Regions from separate parts of the Homo sapiens genome. Here region 2 is linked to region 1. A link is an interaction called in ENCODE POLR2A ChIA-PET data of the cell type or tissue named here. Cell type or tissue: OCI-LY7. All regions are shown on one strand. Each heading gives the region's core, and the rest is flanking DNA. Links, peaks and the distances in the headings are about the cores only. Region 1 overlaps TESK2 (testis associated actin remodelling kinase 2). Region 2 overlaps MMACHC (metabolism of cobalamin associated C).

Evidence for each region. Peaks named below come from ENCODE experiments on the same cell type or tissue, not always from the same donor. Only the 100,000 strongest peaks of a DNase experiment are listed, where the experiment ranks them.
Region 2: POLR2A ChIA-PET joins it to region 1 with 19 read pairs; 11 of 35 experiments call an interaction of 5 or more read pairs at or near these places.

The regions. Positions count from the first base shown.
Region 1 is chr1:45,389,520-45,399,713 of GRCh38, forward strand. The region is part of intron 3 of TESK2 (testis associated actin remodelling kinase 2); the gene reads right to left. Among named protein-coding and RNA genes, the nearest start is that of TOE1, 54 kb to the left of the region's middle. RefSeq lists enhancers at 1,045-1,545, 4,473-4,542. In OCI-LY7, for the core only: no CTCF peak of the experiment used is centred there; DNase peaks (open chromatin) are centred at 4,732 and 5,082; H3K4me3 peaks cover 1,237 bases; H3K27ac peaks cover 2,500 bases.
Region 2 is chr1:45,510,068-45,520,261 of GRCh38, forward strand. MMACHC (metabolism of cobalamin associated C) reads left to right here. Exons shown (of 4, transcript NM_015506.3): 4 at 1-3,315. PRDX1 (peroxiredoxin 1) reads right to left here. Exons shown (of 6, transcript NM_181697.3): 2 at 8,871-8,987; 3 at 5,587-5,740; 4 at 4,806-4,928; 5 at 4,440-4,570; 6 at 984-1,347. The coding sequence starts at 8,976. The coding sequence ends at 1,262. Among named protein-coding and RNA genes, the nearest start is that of PRDX1, 6.7 kb to the right of the region's middle. In OCI-LY7, for the core only: CTCF peaks have their summits at 2,687 (motif pointing right) and 2,886; a DNase peak (open chromatin) is centred at 2,704.

The DNA.
Region 1 (10,194 bases), core at 3,803-6,302:
AGACTCTCACCAGATGTGGCCTCTCAACCCTGGACTTCTCAGCCTCCATAACTGTAAGAAATAGTTTCCTTTTCTTTATAAATTACCCAGTTTCTGGTATTCTAAGCAATAGAAAACACTAAGGCATTGACCCTTCCTCTAGAGCACAGGGATATCTCTCCATTTCCACCTGGGAGACATTAAGAAAGTTACCTAATCTTTATAAATCGCAATTTCCTCATCTATAAAAATGGACAGAAAAATAACACCACCTTAAAAGGTTGTTATGAGAATTAAATGGGATATTTTCAAGTATACTGTGTAGCAATGCCTAGTGTATGCTCAAATAAAGGTCAGTGGTTTTTATTTTATCATTATTAACAATCCTAAATTACATTATCCTTTACATGGCTATGAGAGTTACCTTTTCAAAACACAAAATATGTCATTCTCTTTTTCATAACCCTTCAATGGTTCCCTTCTGCCTACAGAATAACATTAAAACTTCCCATGATCCACTCCAACTTATCTTTGAAACCTCACATTTTCCCATGAGCCTTATTCTTCATCCACCTGTCCTTTTCCTCTGGGCTCTATGACCCTAGCCTACAAATATATAGTTAAATTTCCCTCATCTTAAAAAATTCTTCCGCCAGGCACAGTGGCTCACACCTGGAATCCTGGCACTTGGGGAGGCCAAGGCGGGCAGATCTCTTGAGCCCAGGAGATCAAGACCAGCCTGGAGAATACGGTGAAATATGATCTTTACAAAAAATACAAAATAATAATTGTATTTTTTATACAAAAAAATACAAAAATTAGCCAGGCATGGTGGCATGCCTGTGGTCCCAGCTACTCAGTAGGCTGAGGCAGGAGGATCACTTTAGCCAGGGAGGCAGAAGTTGCAGTGAGCCAAGATCACGCCACTGCACTCCAGCCTGGGCAACAGAGCGAGACTCTGTCTAAAAAATAAAAATAGAAATCTTCCCTTGCCCCCTCACTAAAATATGAATCTAATTCACTTTTTATTTGTTACCAAACTTTAAGAATAGGTTACATTCTCTATCTATGTTTCTAAGGTTTTTTTTTTTTCTTTAAAAAGAGTCTTACTTTGTTGCCCAGGCTGGAGTGCAGTGGTGTGATCACTGCTCATTGCAACCTTGAACTTCTGGGCTCAAGCAATCCTCCCACCTCAGCCTCATGAGCAGCTAGGACTATAGGTGTGCACCACCACGCCTGGCTAATTTTGGTATTATTATTATTATTGTTATTGTTATTATTATTATTATCATAGCGATAGGGTCTCATTATGTTGCCTAGGCTGGTCTGGAACTCCTGGCCTCAAGAAATCCTCCCACCTCAGCTTCCTAAAGTGCTGAGCTTACAGGCGTGAGCCATTGCACCCAGCCTCTAGCTACATTTCTTTTTTTTTTTTTTTGAGATGGAGTCTCACTCTGCGCCCAGGCTGGAGTGCAGTGGCGCGATCTCGGCTCACTGTAAGCTCTGCCTCCCGGGTTCATGCCATTCTCCTGCCCCAGCCTCCCGAGTAGCTGGAACTATAGGCGCATGCCACCACACCCAGCTAATTTTTGTATTTTTAGTAGAGATGGGGTTTCACTGTGTTAGCCAGGATGGTCTTGATCTCCTGACCTCGTGATCCGCCCCCCTCAGCCTCCCAAAGTGCTGGGATTACAGGTGTGAGCCACTGCGCCCAGCCCTTTTTTTTTTTTTTTTTTTGAGACAGGGTCTTGCTTTGTTGTCCAGGCTGGAGTACAACAGTGTGATTATAGCTCACTGCAACCTCAACCTCATTGGCTCACGTGATCCTCCCACCTCAGCCTCCTGAGTAGCTGGGACTACAGGCACACATCACCACAGCGAGCAAATTTTTTAATTTTTTAAATAGAGCTGGGGTCTTGCTGTTGTCCAGGTTGGTCTTGAACTGTTTGTGTCAAGCAATCCTCCTGCATTGGCCCCATATCACTCTTGAAACTTTTCTCACTATGGAAGATTCAGAGCTTCATTTATCTCTGCATTTCTACTACCTAGTATAGTGTCTGGAACACAGTAAGCTAGTTATCAGTAAAGATTTATTAAATGGCATGAATGATTTTTATGACTTGGAAACTTGGTTGAAGTTCCTTCCTTGAATTGGAATACTATATTTACTGAAAATCATCCAAGATCAGCTAAAATTTCATCTTCTATACAAAGGATCTCCTGGACGCCCTTAGCATTAATCTCTTCTCTCTCTCTTTTGTCTCTCCCTACCTCCCACAGTATAACTAGCACTTTTCACCCTACTTTGAATGACTGCTAATTAGCATTAAGTTAAGTGGTCTGGATCTAGAGTTAGACTGCTTTGATTTGAATCCTGGCTCTACCATTTACTGATGACCTCTCTGCAATTCAGTTTCTTCACATGCAAAATGTAAATATTAATATTACCTAACCCATATGGTTATTGTGAAGATGAAATAAGATAACTTGGGCTTCTGGAACATAATAAACACTAGAAAATGTTAGCTATTCTTGCTAATCTAACATTTCTGACTCCTTCCCCAGACTGGAATATAAGGTATTGATTGATTGATTGATTGACTGATTGAGACTGTCTCGCTCTGTCACCCAGGCTGAAGTGCAGTGGTGCAATCTTGCCTCACTGCAACCTCCGCCTCCCGGGTTCAAGCAATTCTCCTGCCTCAGCCTCCTGAGTAGCTGAGATTACAGGCACCTGCCACCATGCCCAGGTAATTTTTGTATTTTTAGTACAGACAGGGCTTCACCATGTTGGCCAGGCTGGTCTTAAACTTCCTCACCTTAGGTGATCCACCCACCTCAGGTGATCTGCCTGCCTTAGCCTCCCAAAGTGCTGGGATTACAGGCATAAGCCACCGTGCTTGGCCTATTTGAATATTTTTTAGCCCGGCGCGGTGGCTCACGCCTGTAATCCCAGCACTTTGCGAGGCAGAAGCTGGCGGATCACCTCAGGTCGGGAGTTTGAGACCAGCCTGACCAACATGGAAAACCCTGTCTCTACTAAAAATACAAAATTAGCCAGGTGTGGTGGCACATGCCTGTAATCCCAGATACTCGGGAGGCTGAGGCAGGAGAATTGCTTGAACCCAGGAGGTGGAGGTTGTGGTGAGCCGAGAGCGCACCATTGCACTCCGGCCTGGGCAACAAGAGTGAAACTCTGTCTCAAAAAAAAAAAAAAAATTTATTTTTTAGAGATAGTATTGCTTTGTTGCCCAGGCTGGTCTCAAATTCCTGGGCTCAAGTGATCCTCCCACCTCGGCCTCCCAAAGTGCTAGGATTACAGGCATGAGCCACTATGCCGGGCCAAGGCTTTTAAGAGTACAGATCTTGTCTCATTTGTTTCTATATACAATGTCTCACACAAAATGTTTCGTACACAAGTTGCTAAACACACATTTATTGAATGAAGAAGCAATAATTACCAAATTAACTTCACAATGTAAACTCGTGTTACATTAAAGAACATTAGAGGCAAGTACAAGGCAGTAAAGCCAAGAGGTATTTGATTTTCTTTAATCAAATATTTATAAAGAAGTCAGGCAATAGGATTCTACTAGAAAAACAATGGCTACATTTTAAAATCATGGGTTTTTCTAGAAGCTGAAAAGACCTGGTTTGGATGTGACACACCCTTGCTTTTCTTCCTCCCAGGCCCACTATTATTTTGACCACACCATCTACAGAGATGTCATAGCACATCCAGGCAGGCACTGGCTTCATAGGAGAGTTTTCTGTCTGCTTTCTTCCCACCCTCTACTCAAATAACCATATCACAATCGTGTCACACAACTCTACTTCTACGTGCAACTTTACTGCCTAACCTCTCCCAAATCATTCCTAATGGAAAACCACCACCACATCCAAAGTGGTGTCACAGAGCTGGCAAGCTGAGACATGCATTAGCTTTATATTGGAAAAAGAGCGGCCGGGCATAGTGGCTCATGTCTGTAATCCCAGCACTTTGGGAGGCCAAGGTGGGAGGATCACGAGGTCAAGAGATCAAGACCATCCTGGCCAACATGGTGAAACCCCATCTCTACTAAAAATACAAAAATTAGCCAGGCGTGGTGGTGGGCGTCTGTAGTCCCAGCTACTCGGGAGGCTGAGGCAGGAGAATAGCTTGAACCTGGGAGATGGAGGTTGCAGTGAGCTAAGATTGTGCCACTGCACTTCAGCCTGGGTGACAGTGAGACTCCGTCTCAAAAAAAAAAAAAAAAAGAGCTTGAACAGAGTTAATCACTCTAAATGTTGTAAAAAAACAATATACTATAAAGAGGAAATATTACTCATCCTTGACAGGGAAGTGACATGTGCCTAGAAAAGCACGTAACATCAACAATAAGTTTTCACTAAAGTTTTTATTGCTAACTATATCAAAAATCGAAATGAAGCCTCAAATCATTGTCATGTCACAAGACCTTAAAAATTTATATTCTGAATGATTTTTATTCCCCTATCCCCATACCCCACCCCAAATCATACCAGCTAGAATTACTTAACTCAGGAAGGGGGTGCTTTCTTAATGCATGTGCTTTGAGAGTAAGTGATTACTCAACTTTGTTATTTTTAGTTTCATATGACATACAGATTCATGTTGAGAAGGAGGGTTGCTTTTTTTTTTGAGACAAGGTCTTGCTCTGTCGCCCAGTCTGGAGTGCGGTGGCACAGTGCAATAGTGTGATCATAAGCTCGCTGCAGCCTCAACCTCCCAGTCTCAAGTGACTCTCCTGTCTCACTGTCTCAGCCTCCTGAGCAGCTGGGACTACAGGCACACACCACAGCTGGCTTTTTTTTTTTTTTTTTTTTTGGTAGAGACAGGGTCTCACTGTGTTGCCTAGGCTGGTCTCAAGTTCCTGGCCTCAAGTGATCTTCCTGCCTTGGCTTCCCAAAGTAAGCCACCACACTAGGCCAAGGATTGCTTTTGTACTTTAGACCACTGTGGAAACAAACCCATGAAGGATCTTGTCAAAATGCAGACTCGCACTCTGTAGGTCAGGGATGGGGCCTAAGAATCTGAATTTCTAAACTCCCAGGTGATGCTGATGTCGCTTGGTCTACAGACTACATGCAGTGAGTAGCAAAGCCTTTAAACAAATGACTGTTTATCACTGCTCTAAAGATAGTAAGACCAACAGGAAACTCTTTTTTTTTTTTTTTTTTTTTTTTTTTTTAAAGACAGAGCCGCACTCTGTTGCCCAGGCTGCAGTACAATGGCTCAGTCTTGGTTCACTGCACCTCTGCCTCCTGAGTTCAAGCGATTCTCCTGCCTCAGCCTCCCGAGTAGCTGGGATTAGAGGCGGCCACCACACCTGGCTAATTTTTGTATTTTTAGTAGAGACGGGGTGTTTCACCATGTTGGCTAGGCTGGTCTCGAACTCCTGACCTCAAGTGATCCGCCCGTCTCAGCCTCCCAAAAGGCTGGGATTACAGGCATTAGCCACTGCACCCGGCCCCAACAGGAAACTCTTAACTCTGATACTACTGGTAAACTAGACTTTGTCTAGAGACTAGAGTCTTTTCTATAGCATGATTTACCATTCCCCATAAAGTGTCATTATTAAGCTTTTCCACATCTTTGCCTTTTCTCAGACTGTTCCCACTACCTAAAATGCCCCTCTCTTCATTTCCACATACCTTACTTAACGATGGGGATACATTCTGAGAAATGCATTCTTAGGTGATTTTGTGGTTGCATAATCATAGAGTGTACTTACATAAACCTGGATGGTATAGCCTACAATACCCTCAGGCTATACGGTAGAGTCTATTGATCCTAGGCTACAAGCCTGTACAGCATATTACTGTACTGAATACTGTAGACAACTGCAACAAAATGGTAAGTTTTGTGTATCTTAACATATCTAAACATAGAAAAGGTACAGTAAAAATATGGTATTATAATCTCATGGAACCACCATCATGTATGCGGTCTGTTGTTGACCAAAACATCTTATGCACTGCATTACTGTAGTTAGATTCTACTCATCCTCAAATACCAGTTCAAATACTTCCTTCTCATGTTCTTCAACTACCAAGGCAGCCATTTACACTCCTTTCTTTTCTTTTCTTTTCTTTTTTTTTTTTTTTGAGACAAGGTCCCACTCTGTCACCCAGGCTGGAGTGCAGTGTTGCAATTACAGCTCACTGCAACCTTGAACTCCTGGGCTCAAACAATCTTTCTGCCTCACCCTCCCAAATATGCTAGGATTACAGGTGTGAGCCACCATGCCCAGCCTATATCACCTTCCTATAGCATCATTTCCAAGCTTTAACTATGTTTTATCACATGCCTTATAACTTTTTTACTAGACCACAAGCTTCTTAACAGCAAGATACCATTCTCTTGCCTGGCATATGACAATATATAAACGCTTGTTAGTCTTTCTCTGAAGGAGGTTAAAAATAAAAAACACTTGCTGGGTAAATTATGGTTTGTTTTGTTTTGTTTTGTTTTTGAGGCAAGATCTAGCTCTGTCAACTACGCTGGAGAGCAGTGGCACCATCATAGCTCACTGCAGCCTCAAACTCCTGGGCTCAAGTGATTCTTCACTGGGTAAATTTATTTTTATTTATTTTTATTTATTTTTATTTTGAGACTGGGTCTTGCTCTGTCACCCAGGCTAGAATGCAGCAGCGCTATCTGGCCTCCATGTTCAAGTGATTCTCCCACCTCAGCCTCCCAAGTAGCTAAGATTACAGGCATGTGCCCCCATACCTGGCTAATTTTTTTGTATTTTTAGTAGAGACAGGGTTTCACCATGTTGGCCAGGCTGGTCTTGAACTCCTGACCTCAAGTGATCCACCCGCCTCAGCCTCCCAAAGTACTGGGATTACAGGTGTGAGCTACTGCGCCCAGCCTTCACTGGGTAAATTTAAAACACAACTCAAAATTTTTTGAGTACCTATTATGTGCCAGGCACTGGCAACGATGATAATGATGATGGTATGAGATAACTCTTTTTTTTTTTTGAAACAGAGTCTCACTCTGTTGCCCACGCTGGAGTGCAGTAGTGCAATCTCAGCTTACTGCAACCTCTGCCTCCCAGGTTCAAGCAATTCTCCTGCCTCAGCCTCCCGAGTAGCTGGGATTACAGGCGCCTGCCACCATGCCTGGCTAATTTTTATATTTTTAGTAGAGACAGGGTTTTGCCACGTTGGCCAGGCTGGTCTCGAACTCCTGACCTCAGGTGATCCACCTGCCTCGGCCTCCCAAAGTGCTGGGATTACAGGCATGAGCCACCACGCCCGGCCTGGTATCAGCTAAGTTGTTTTTTTTTTTTTTTTTTTTTTTGAGATGGAGTCTCACTTCGTTGCTCTGTTGCCCAGGCTGGAGTGCAGTGGCACAATCTTGGCTCACTGCAACCTCCACCTCCCAGGTTCAGGGGATTCTCCTGCCTCAGCCTCCCAAGCAGCTGGGATTACAAGCGTGCACCACCATGCCTGACTAATTTTGGTATTTTTATTAGAGACAGCATTTTACCATGTTGGCCAGGCGGGTCTCAAACTCCTGACCTCAAGTGATCCGCCATCCTCGGCCTCCTGAAGTGCTGGGATTACAGGTGTGAGCCACCACACCCAGCCTGGTATCAGCTAACTCTTAATGAGCACTTACTATGCAGGCATTGTTCTAAGCACTTTACCTTATATGAAATCATTTAATCCTCATAATAACCCAATGAAGTAGTACTTTTATTATCCCAATCATACCAATAAAGAAACTGAGGCACAGAGATTAAGTAACTTGCCCCAAATCATACAGCTAATAAAAGGCAGAGCCGGGAGTCAAACCTAAACAGTTGATTATAGAGTCTGTGTTCTTAATCACAATGCTATATTACCTCTCTGTATAGTTATACAAAGTATATAAAGATGAGCAAGACACAATCACTTCCCTTGAGAAACTGCTACTCAAAAAGCTTTTGTGGCAGCTTACAGATCCCGATTAAAGTCCAAATTCCTTACCATGTTATTCAAAGGTCTGAATGATCTGATCCAAACCTCTCTTGCTTTATCTCCTATTACATCCACCTGCATTCTCTCTCTTTTCTTTTTCTTTTGCATTTTATAAAATTCTTATTTTTCCAACCCGGACCCAGAGCCAGCACCGCCTGCAGGCTCTGAGGCCACAGGCACCACCTGCATTCTCTATGTTGCAGTTATACAACCTGCCACTTCTAAATATGTCCTGAATCCTCCTACTTCCATATTGTTGTGAGAATGAGTCTCTCTGTCTGGAATCCATTTTTCAAAGCTCTATGAATCCTTAAAAACTTGGCTCAAGAACACCTCCAAATAACAACAACAATAATAGCACCAAACATTTATATAGCATTTAGTGTGCCAGACATGTCCACATATTAAATCACCTAACTCTTTTTGTGTTTTTTAGAGACAGGATCTCACTCTATCACTCAGGCTGGAGTGCAGTGGCGTGATCATAGCTAACTGCAGCCTTGAACTCATGGGCTCACACGATCCTCCCACCTCGGCCTCCAAAATAGCTGAGACTACAAGCATGCACCATCTCACCTGGCTAATTTTTTAATTTTTTTGTAGAGATGGGGTTTCCTTATGTTGTCCAGGCTACTCTCGAACTCCTGGCCTCAAGCAATTCTTCTGTTTCAGCCTCCCAAAGGGCTGGGATTACAGGTGGGAGCCACTGTGCCTGGCCTGTCACTGAATTCTTAAAATAGCTCTTTGAAGTTGGTTATAAGAATCTCTAGCTCAGAGATGTAATTTCAAATATTTCCAATCATAATTAATCTTTCTCGAGGCGGGAGAATCACTTGAGGTCAAGGGTTCAAGACCAGCCTGGCCAACATGGAGAAACCCAATCTCTACCAAAAATACAAAAAAAATTAGCTGGGTGTGGTGGCGTGCACCTGTAGTCCCAGTTACTCAGGAGGCTGAGGCAGAAGAAAATTGCTTGAACCCAGGAGGCAGAGGCTGCAGTGAGCCGAGATTGAGCCACTGCACTCCAGCCTGGGTGACAGAGCAAGCCTCCGTTTCAAAAAAATAATAATAAAAATAAAAATAAACCTCTACTGGAGCATTTATTAGGCCCTGCCTTCTACATCAAGTTTTACCTAATGTCTACCTCTTCCATGATATTAAAAGGTTTTTGAGGGCAGGGATCCTGTGTGTGGAAGAGAATAGCTACTTGTTCAACAAATTGCTTCCCCTTTCCTCCTGAAGTAGATTACATTTCCCAGTGTTTATTATAGTTGGTTAAGACTGTAACACTAAGTTCTGGCCAGTGGTATATGGGCAGAAGTGATTATGTCATTTCTAGGCCTGTTCCATAAAACCTCAACACTATTTTCCACAGCTTCTTCCTTCATCTGCCAGCAGATGCAGAAGATCCAGTGGAGGAACCTGAGGCCCTCTTCTAGGTGAAAATGAGCTCTCCTTCCACCTCTACCCAACCTCCATTGGACTAGGACCTGAAAAAAAAAAAAAAAAAAAAAAAACAAGCCTTTAAGCCACTAGTTAGTCCACCTGGACAACATATACCATGTAGTTTTGTGCCTCTCCATACACTTAAAACATTGCCTTGTTCACAGTTAGTTCTCAGTATTCATTGAACTTAAATAAAAGTTGAAATTTTTTTTTTTTTTTTTTTTTTTTTTGAGACAAGGTCTCCATCTTTTGCCCAGGCTGGAGTGCAGTGGCACGATCTTGGCTCACTGTAGCCTCCACTTCCTGGGCTCAAGCGATCCTCCCACCTCAGCCTCCCAAGTAGCTGGGACTACAGGTACGCACCACCACACCCAGCTAATTTTTGTATTTTTTTTGAGATGGAGTTTTGCTCTTGTTACCCAGGCTAGAGTGAAGTGGCATGATCTCAGCTCACTGCAACCTCCACCTCCCAGGTTCAAGCAATTCTCCTGCCTCAGCATCCCGAGTAGCTGGGATTATAGGCATGCGCCACCACACCCAGCTAATTTTTGTATTTTTAGTAGAGATGGGGTTTCTCCATGTTGGTCAGGGTGGTCTCAAACTCCCGACCTCAGGTAATCCGCCCGCCTTGGCCTCCCAAAGTGCTGGGATTACAGGCGTGAGCCACTGCACCAGGCCTAATTTTTGTATTTTTGTAGAGATGGGGTTTTGTCATGTTACCCAGGCTGGTCTTGAACTCCTGTGCTCAAGCAATCTGCCTGCCTCGGCCTCCCAAAT
Region 2 (10,194 bases), core at 1,480-3,979, 120 kb after region 1:
CTCTGTCTCAAAAAAAAAAAAAAAAGTACCTACCTCAGGTAGGGACTGAATAAACACGTGTAAGGCACTTTGGAAAAATACCTGGCATATATAGTAAGCAGTATGTTGGCCATTACCAAAGGCCCTGGGAATTCTGTACTGCTGCTCATGGGTGTAGTCGGTTCTAGAGGGGTGGGCAGGTGGGAGTAGCTGAGGAAGACAAGTGGCTGGAATGGTATCACATGATACACAGAAGTATCCTCAGTTCTGAATCTACCTTGGCCTCAAGGGCCCAGGAGAATAACTTTTCCCAGCTGACAGCCTCTCTGAGGACAATGACATATGAATGAGGATCAAAACGAGCTTTGGCCAGGCACTGTGGCGCTCACCTGTAATCCCACCATTTTGGGAGGCTGAGGCGGAGGACCGCCTGAGGCAAGGAATTCAGAACCACTCTGGGCAACATAATGACACTAAAAAAGACTATCTCTAATCAAGGCTAGAACCAAGGGAAGGCTAAGAATTGCCCAGTACTGTGCAACTACGAAAGCCCTACCCAAGGCCACCAGCCTTGTCTTCCTCTTTCCTCTGTCAGTTCAAAAAGAACAGAAACCTCCAGCTCTTTTACATAGCAGGTACCAGGCATTTATCAGAAGAGGCCAAGCTTCTGGTTCCCATGCAGCCCTTTGAATAGTGTGTCTAAACAAAAATAGGTGTCCAAGTAGTCACACTGAGACTTTAACTGGTAACCCAGCCTGTGGCGTCAGTCGCAGTGCTCTGGCCAACACTATAGCAGGGCTTATTCTTCTCCCTCATGTGTAGTGAAACAAAATGTAACACCTTGGGTTCATTCAGTTCCATTCCCTATATCTACCTGTGTCAATATAATTCCCTGATTTGGAGGCAGCTCTCCTCATTTTCCCCAAAACAGGGAAAGCAAGGAGTAAATTCCTCTTAAAATCAAAAGCTAATAATATGCTTCCTAAAATAAAGACTCATCAAGGTCTCAGTTCAAGTTTAATACAAACTACAAAAGATTAATGGGTTGCTCTACTAATACATCATACAAACCAGTAGCCTGCCCACAACGCCAACTCAGGCCATTCCTACCAAAGGAAGAAAGGCTGGTCTCTCCACCCCCTGTAGGAAAGGCCTGCCTTGTAAGACACCACAATTCGGCTGAATCTGAAGTCTTGTGTTTTACTAATGGAAAAAAAAAATACAGAAGAGGTTTTGTTCTCATGGCTGCCCACCGCAGCCTGGCACTAAAACAGCCCAGCGCTCACTTCTGCTTGGAGAAATATTCTTTGCTCTTTTGGACATCAGGCTTGATGGTATCACTGCCAGGTTTCCAGCCAGCTGGGCACACTGCAAGAGAAAGGCACCACTAATTAATAACCTTCTCAATGGTATGCACCACCATTCTCCTATGGACAAAACCAGTTCTGCACCTGAACACTCAGATACCAGGAAACCTACCCCTGCAATCAGTCTTAGATCATTCACCCTTTTAGTATGAGCTAACCATTTTACAAACATATAATCATCACCACAGCCTTAAGATACTATCATGCCTAATTTATTCATGTAGCACTTGAAATTTAAATTTTCCACAAAAAAAGGCAAAGTTTAAATAATTTGCCAACACTCTCTAATCCTTAAGGGGAAAAAAAAGCTAAATAAACGACACACATAGGACTATGTAAACCCTTAACACTAAACTGTTTCTGACAGCCCTTCAGAGCTCTGAAGACAGCAAACTCAGTCTGCCTTCTCAGCATTCTTCTAACTCTACCAAACTGGATAGCCTGAACCTTATAAAGGATCAAGAACTTAACAGAAGCCCCCGCTTGTTTCATTAAGTAACTGCCATCTACCCCTTGGTAAGCAAAAGGCAGAGTTTGAAATTTTTCATAGATTTATACAGAAAGCACAGCCTTCAACCTTTTCCTGACAATGCCTAAGAATGTGCCTCAGGCTAGCCTGAAGAAAATGAGGCAAGGGGACTAATCTCTTATTTTTCTTTTTTTTTTTTTTTTTTTTTTTTTTTGAGATGGAGTCTCCCTCTGTTGCCCAGGCTGGAGTACGGTGGCGCAATCTCCACCTCCGTCTCACTGCAACCTCGGTCTCCCGGGTTCAAGCGATTCTCCTGCATCAGCCTCCCAAATAGCTAGGATTACAGGCGCCCACCACCACACCTGGCTAATTTTTGAGACAGTCTCACATTGTCGCCCAGGCTGGAGTGCAGTGGCGCGATCTCAGCTCACTGCAAGCTCCACCTCCGGGGTTCATGCCATTCTCCTGCCTCAGCCTCCCGAGTAGCTGGGACTATACAAAAATAGTGGGGCGTGGTGGTGGACCCCTGTAGTCCTAGCTACTCAGGAGGCTGAGGCAAGAGAATCACTTGAACCCAGGAGGTGGAGGCTGCAGTGAGCTGAGATCACACCACTGCACTCCAGTCTGGGCGACAAAACAAGACTCTGTCTCAAAAAAAAAAAGTGTTTGGCATTCATTGGCTCTTAAATGGTACCTATTTAAGAGGCTGTACATGTTCCAGTGGGATGGGAAGCAGCAGAGACCAACAGAGTCTGAAGAAGCAAGCTTCTGAGTTATGAAAGCCTGGGTTCAGGAGACTAACCTATATGTAGGTTCCTAGGAAAGTCCAGTTAAAGGGCCTACTTTGCCACTGCTGCCTCCTTCTTAATGCTGAACCTCATCTCCCACAAGGGGGCAGTCTCAGCAGGTGTCAGCTGAGCCATGTGTCATCTGTCCAGGCTAACTGCCCACACATCCTTCTGCAAAGGGTACCTCTTGGTTATCAGTGCTCACTGATCCCTATATAATCAGACTCTAATCCCTGTAAAAAGATTACTTGGTGCTAGCCAAGCTAGCACCTTTGGGTCTTCCCAAACATACACCACTAATCCAGACTCTAATAACTTCATTTCCTTTAAATTACAAGATCAGAGCTGAAATAGGCCTTAGAAAGCTAGTCTGGGCTGGGCGCAATGGCTCAGGGGAGGCGGAGGTTGCAGTGAGCCAAGACTGCGCCACTGCACTCCAGCCTGGGCAACAGAGCAAGACTCCATCTTGCAAAAAATAAATAAATAAATAAAAATATGAACTATATGGATTAACCTCTTCTCTCAATAAAGTTATTTAAAAAATGGCATGCTTTATCTCTAGAGGTGATTCCCAACCATTTTGTTTTGCCCTAATACATCTGTGAGATCATCCTACATTCAGTAAGTTAGATCTTTGGGAGTGACTGATTCTAAATGAGCAGGACAGAAGAGAGGAGTATGTATACTTTGAATAAAAAGCCTTTATATTCTCCTTCCCAAGCTTTTCCATTACCCTCACCCTCACAACACACTGTAATCCAGGGGCTTCAATTTATGAAGAGAGATACCCATTTTCTTATTTGGTAGCTTCTGTTCCTACTATCTTTCCCATTCTACCACTGTGGGGAAAAGAGAGATCAGATTGTTACTGTCTCTGTGTAGAAAGAAGTAGACAGAGGAGACTCCATTTTGTTCTGTACTAAGAAAAATTCTTCTGCCTTGAGATGCTGTTAATCTGTAACCTTATCCCCAACCCTGTGCTCCCTGAAACATGTGCTGTGTCAACTCAGGGTTAAATGGATTAAGGGCTGTGCAAGATATGCTTTGTTAAAACAAATGCTTGAAGGCAGCATGCTCGTTTTAAGAGTCATCACCACTCCCTAATCTCAAGTATCCGGGGACACAAACACTGCGGAAGGCCACAGGGACCTCTGCCTAGGAAACCCAGGTATTGTCCAAGGTTTCTCCCCATGTGATAGTCTGAAATATGGCCTCGTGGGAAGGGAAAGACCTGACCGGGGTCCCCCAGCCTGACACCCTGTGCTAAGGAGGATTAGTAAAAGAGGAAGGAACGCCTCTTTGCAGTTGAGACAAGAGGAAGGCATCTGTCTCCAGCCAGTCCCTGGGCAATGGAATGTCTCAGTGTAAAACCCAATTGTATGTTCCATCTACTGAGACAGGGGAAAACCGCCTCAGGGGTGGAGGTGGGACATGCGGGCAGCAATACTGCTCTTTAAGGCATTGAGATGTTTATGTGTATGCACATCTAAAGCACAGCACTTAATTCTTTACCTTGTTCATGATGCAGAGACCTTTGTTCACGTGTTTATCTGCTGACCTTCTCTCCACTATTATCCTATGACCCTGCCACATCCCCCTCTCCGAGAAACACCCAAGAATGATCAATAAATACTAAGGGAACTCAGAGGCCGGCGGGATCCTCTGTATGCTGAACACTGGTCCCCTGGGCCCCCTTATTTCTTTCTCTATACTTTGTCTACGTGTCTTTTTCCAAGTCTCTCATTCCACCTAACGAGAAACACCCACAGGTGTGAAGGGGCAACCCACCCCTTCATACCACCACTCTGTTGTCCTGTTATCAGACAGATGGCTTACCTTCCCCATGTTTGTCAGTGAACTGGAAGGCCTGAACTAGTCTCAAAGTCTCATCCACAGAGCGGCCAACAGGGAGGTCATTTACAGTGATCTGCCGAAGAATACCCTTATCATCAATGATAAAAAGGCCCCTGGGAAAAGAGATGAAAGGAAAAGCAATACAGGTTTAGAGATGTGCTTTGTTAGAATACAGAGGCTTGAAGCCTGAAGGAAATGGACTGGTCTCCACACTCCTACTGGCCTGGCCTTAGTGAGGAGGCCCCTGCATAAAGGAATGAAATGACAAGGAGTCTCTACAGATCAGGGCTCTAGATCTCTCCAAATAAAAGGCTTTCAGCCAACTGGATACTTGTCCTGATGACATACCTGAACGAGATGCCTTCATCAGCCTTTAAGACCCCATAATCCTGAGCAATGGTGCGCTTCGGGTCTGATACCAAAGGAATGTTCATGGGTCCCAGTCCTCCTTGTTTCTTAGGTGTATTGACCCTATGGCAAAAGGCAAACATACAGTTACATTCAAACTCTTGACTTGACTGTACGCATTCCTCTTTCCCCTTTCCCATATTCCTAATCTAACTTTCCAAAAAGACTGTTTTTTTTCCGTTTTCCAGCAATAAAGTGAATGCTGAGAACAGTTAAGGTAGGTCACTAGGGTACACTCAACTGCAATTGAAGCTGCTTCTTCTCTGCTGCCAGGTCATGAGAGCAATAAGAGAAAGTCAGACTTTGCACTCCCTTCAATGAGAAGGCAATACTTGAAAGTCTATTGCCAAAGCTTCCCAGTTGCTGTTTTAAAAGTTCACATGCCAGCCAGGTGCAGTGGCTCACACCTGTAATCCCAGCACTTTGGGAGGCTGAGGTGGGCAGATCACGAGGTCAGGAGATCAAGAACATCCTGACTAACACGGTGAAACACCGTCTCTACTGAAAATACAAAAAATTAGCCAGGTATGGTGGCAGGCGCCTGTAGTCCCAGCTACTCAGGAGGCTGAGGCAGGAGAATGGCGTGAAACTGGGAGGCAGAGCTTGAAGTGAGCGGAGATCACACCACTGCACTCCAGCCTGGGCGACAAAGCAAGACTCCATCTCAAAAAAAAAAAAAAAAAAAAAAAAGTTCACATGCCAAATAGACCAAGAGATTTACCATGCTAGATGACAGAAGTGAGAATCCACAGAAGCACCAATCACTTGGCAGTTGAGTTTCTTAAATTCTTCTGCCCTATCACTGAAAGCAATGATCTCCGTGGGGCACACAAAGGTGAAGTCAAGAGGGTAAAAGAAGAACACAACATATTTTCCTGGGGGGAAAATCGGAGTCATGGTTAGCATTTGACACAGACTTCCTTGCTTTATATTTTCCTATACAAAAAGAAGCAAGTTGATGGCTGACACAATAACCACTAACTGCCAAGATGCTCAATACAGATGTCTCCTAGAAGCTACTTTTAGAACCTGGTGCATTAGGAATACCTGAATGAAAAAAACTTCCAATCCCATACTTTATTCTCCTGCCTCCATGTCATAGCTACCAATACAGAGTAAACACTGTTCAGTCTAATTTTGATCTTTTCTGAGTGGCTAAAATTAACATAAACACCAAGTTCTCCAAAGATAGCAAAAGCAAGGATGCACTTATAAGCATGGCCTAATGCCAATGCTTAACAATACCCAGAGAAAGCTGAATTGCAGTACTCCTCTGCTGTAGAGATAAGACACCAATAAGAAGTCACAGCCTTTGCACTTCTCCCGTGATGAACCATAGTAATGGAACAAGCATGGTTTAAGTGATCACATGTGTTCCTAACGTGCCTGACAGGACAGGAAAAATTTTAAGCCAGGCACAGTGGTGCGTGTCTGTAGTCCCAGCTACTTGGGAGGCTGAGGTGGGAGGATCCCTTGACCCCAGGAGTTTGAGGCCAGCCTGGGCAACACAGCAAGACTGTCTCAAAACAACAGAAATATATATATACATATACACAGAGAGAGAGAGAGAAAGAGGGAGACAGAGAGAGACAGAAAAGACAAAAGTACTAGTGAGTAACAGAACTTCTAGCTGCAATTTTAATGAAGTCACTGGGATTAACCACTGAAATAACAGATCTTCAAACTGGCCAGGCAGCCTTCTCGCCACACCCACCAGGCTTAAATACTAGAACAATTCCAAATATTCACTCATTTCCAGGTAGCAGCAATGTTTGAAAAGTCAAACAGGCTGGGTGTGGTGGCATGGTGGCTGACGTCTGTAATCCCAGCAGTTTGGGAGGCAGTTTGGGAGGCCGAGGCGGGTGGATCACCTGAGGTCAGGAGTTCAAGACCAGGCTGACCAACATGGTAAAACATGTCTCTACTAAAAATACAAAAATTAGCTGGGTGTGACAGCGGGGGCCTGAAATCTCAGCTACTGGGGAGGCTGAGCCAGGAGAATCACTTGAACCGGGGAGATGGAGGTCGCAGTGACCTGAGATCATGCCACTGCACTACAGCCTGTGCGACAAGATCAAAATTCCACCTCAAAAAAAAAAAAAAAAAGCCAAACAAGCAGCCCTTTTTGACATTTACCACTTTGCAGTATCACTGGAAACTAACTCATCTAAACAACCCTTCCAGCTTTGCCTAACAAGCACTTTGGGGCCTCAGCAGGTCAAGCTCTGGAGGGCAGAGAACAGCTCCTCCTAGACCTCCTGCTTATACCCCTGGGCCCAGGTCACCTCCCTATGGTGCAACTTACCTTGTTTGCTGGGAGAAGCCCCAAGAACAAAGTGTGATTATGTCAGGAAACCTAGTCAAATGTTCTACCAAAAACTAACTCCAGGGACTAATGCTACACCACTGAGAAAAGGACACTTGACACCTGAGTTTCAGGTTAGCATTCTAAGGAATCTATATCCTCAACTGTCCCAGGAGATCGAGCTGCTCTGGAACTACAAGGTAAAGAAAGGAGGAGCCTCAACAGAACTTGCCAAGTGTCTGCATGAAACTATGACAACAGAGGCCGGGCGCAGTGGCTCACGCCTGTAATCCCAGAACTTTGGGAGGCCAAGGCAGGCGGATCACAAGGTCAGGAGATCGAGACCATCCTGGCAAACATGGTGAAACCCCGTCTCTACTAAAAATACAAAAAAATTAGCCAAGCATGGTTGCGGGCGCCTGTAGTCCCAGCTACTCAAGAGGCTGAGGCCTGAGAATGGCATGAACCCAGAAGGCGGAGCTTGCAGTGAGCTGAGATCGCACCACTGCACTCTAGCCTGGGCGACAAAGCGAGACTCCGTCTCAAAAAAAAAAAAAAAAAAAAAAACTATGACAACAGAAAGGAGAGTTGTTCCATCTGTAATATCAACTCTCCTCCGGGGTCAAAACAGGCAAGGGAAAGTGCCTAGCCCTCAGCCTAATATTAACAGCTGTGATATATACGTGACCCAAACAAACTGAACGAGCAGTGTCACAGCTCCAGAGATTTGAGTGAGCTCTGAGACTTTAAATGTAGAATGTCTCTTATAACAAGAGATAATGAGTATTTCTCCAATAATAAAATAGAGGAGGGCCAGAGGCAGTGGCTCACACCTGTTATCCCAGCACTTTGAAAGGCTAGGGCAGGCAGAGGGCTTGAGCCCAGGAGTTGGAGACCAGCCTGGGCAACATGGCGCCCAGCTCTACAAAAAGTACAAAAATTAAGCCAGGCGTGGTGGCTCATGCCTGTAATCCCAGCATTTTGGGACGCCGAGGTGGGCGGATCATCTGAGGTCAGGAGTTCGAGACCAGCCTGACCACCATGGAGAAACCCCGTCTCTACTAAAAATACAAAAAAAAATTAGCCAGGCATGATGGCGCATGCCTGTAATCCCAGCTACTCGGGAGGCTGAGGCAGGAGAATTGCTTGAACCTGGGCAGTGGAGGTTGTGGTGAGCCGAGATCACGCCATTGCACTCTAGCCTGGGCAACAAGAGCAAAACTCCATCTCAAAAAAAAAAAAAAAAAAAAAAAGTACAAAAATTAGCCAGGCATGGCAGCATGCCCCTACAGTCCCAGCTACTTGGGAGGCTGAGGTAGGAGGACCACCTGAGCCCAGAGAGGTAGAGGCTGCAGTGAGCCATGACTGCGCCACTGCACTCCAGCCTGGGTGACAGAATGAGACCCTGTCTCAAAAATAAAAATAAAGAAAGAAAATAGACGAGGAATACTGAAAAGATAATTGAGCTAGTATGTCCAGACATAATGAAGCATGTGGTTTCTCCAGAAGTGGTTTGGTCCTAGGATATATACCCTGTAATCACTTGATAATCACCACTTCAACATGAAGGTAACAACCTAAATACTTCTTCCTAGGAGACAAAACATTTTACAGTCAAACAACATTGACACAAATCTAACAAGCCACCCCTAGAATATAAAATAACTCCATCTCAATGAGCCCAGTGTTAATTCTCTCACCTTTGTAGTCAGACAGGCTGATATCTTTAAACTGACCATCTGGCATAACAGCTGTGGCTTTGAAGTTGGGGGCAGGGTGCCCAATTTTAGCATTTCCTGAAGACATCTTCCTATCAGCTAGAAATAACAGAAATGAATTAGAAACAAGCCTTAATTTTCTACATAACCAGCAGCCTTCACCTACTTAAAGAGACTTAGCTGTAAACAATCAAGGCATTGTCCAGTGTCCCTGAATACATTAAATGTTGTTTTAGTAAGAAGCTCCAGCCAGCAGTCAAGGGTCACAGTCTGAGCTTTCCAACTTTTGGAACGAAACAAGTCTCTGAATCTCAGCCTTTGTTTTCATTTAAAAACAGCAAGGCAATTTCTTTATATACTGAGATAACCTCTCATTCTTTCTGAACCATAATTAGTGCAGTGGCATCTTATTCATTATACAGAAGCAGAGAGAGAGGCAGATGAAGACTCTCAAACCAGAATCCAAATGCACAATGCCACAAACACTTTTGTTTGGCTCCCCAAAAGTCACGTTGACCTTTCCCATCACTGTGCCTCCACCTGCCTTCATAACATCAGAAGCATATTTGACTTTTCTCCAGGTAGCTTTGTCCAAGACAGCACACAACCTATAACTAATTCAACTTGTTTTATTTGTTTTTGTTTTGTTTTGTTTTTTTGACGGAGTTTCGCTCTTGGGGCCCAGGCTGGAATGCAATGGCATTATCTCGGCTCACTGCAACCTCCACCTCTCAGGTTCAAGGGATTCTCCTGCCTCAGCCTCCATAGTAGCTGGGATTACAGGCGCAGGCCACCACACCCGGCTAATTTTTTTGTACTTCTATTAGAGACGGGATTTCTCCATGTTGGTCAGGCTAGTCTCAAACTCCTCACCTCAGATGATTGCCCAACTCAGTCTCCCAAAATGCTGGGATTACAGGCGTGAGCCACCGCGCCCTTCCAGTCAGTCCAACTTTTAAGAGGCAAGACCACTGGGCGCAGTGTCTCACACCTGTAATCCCAGCACTTTGAGAGGCTCAGGCGGGCGGATCACCGGGTCAGGAGTTCGAGACCAGTCTGGCCAACATGGTGAAACCCCGTCTCTACTAGAAACACAAAAATTAGTCGGGCGTGGTGGTGCATGCCTGTAATCGCAACTACTCAGGAGGCTGAAGCAGGAGAATCACTTGAACCCGGGAGGCAGAGGTTGCAGTAAGCTGAGATCGCGCCACTGCACTCCAGCCTGGGCAACAGAGTGAGACTCTGTCTCCAAAAAAAAAAAAAAAAAAAAGAGGCAAGACCAAGATATTGATTGGCATCTGCTTAA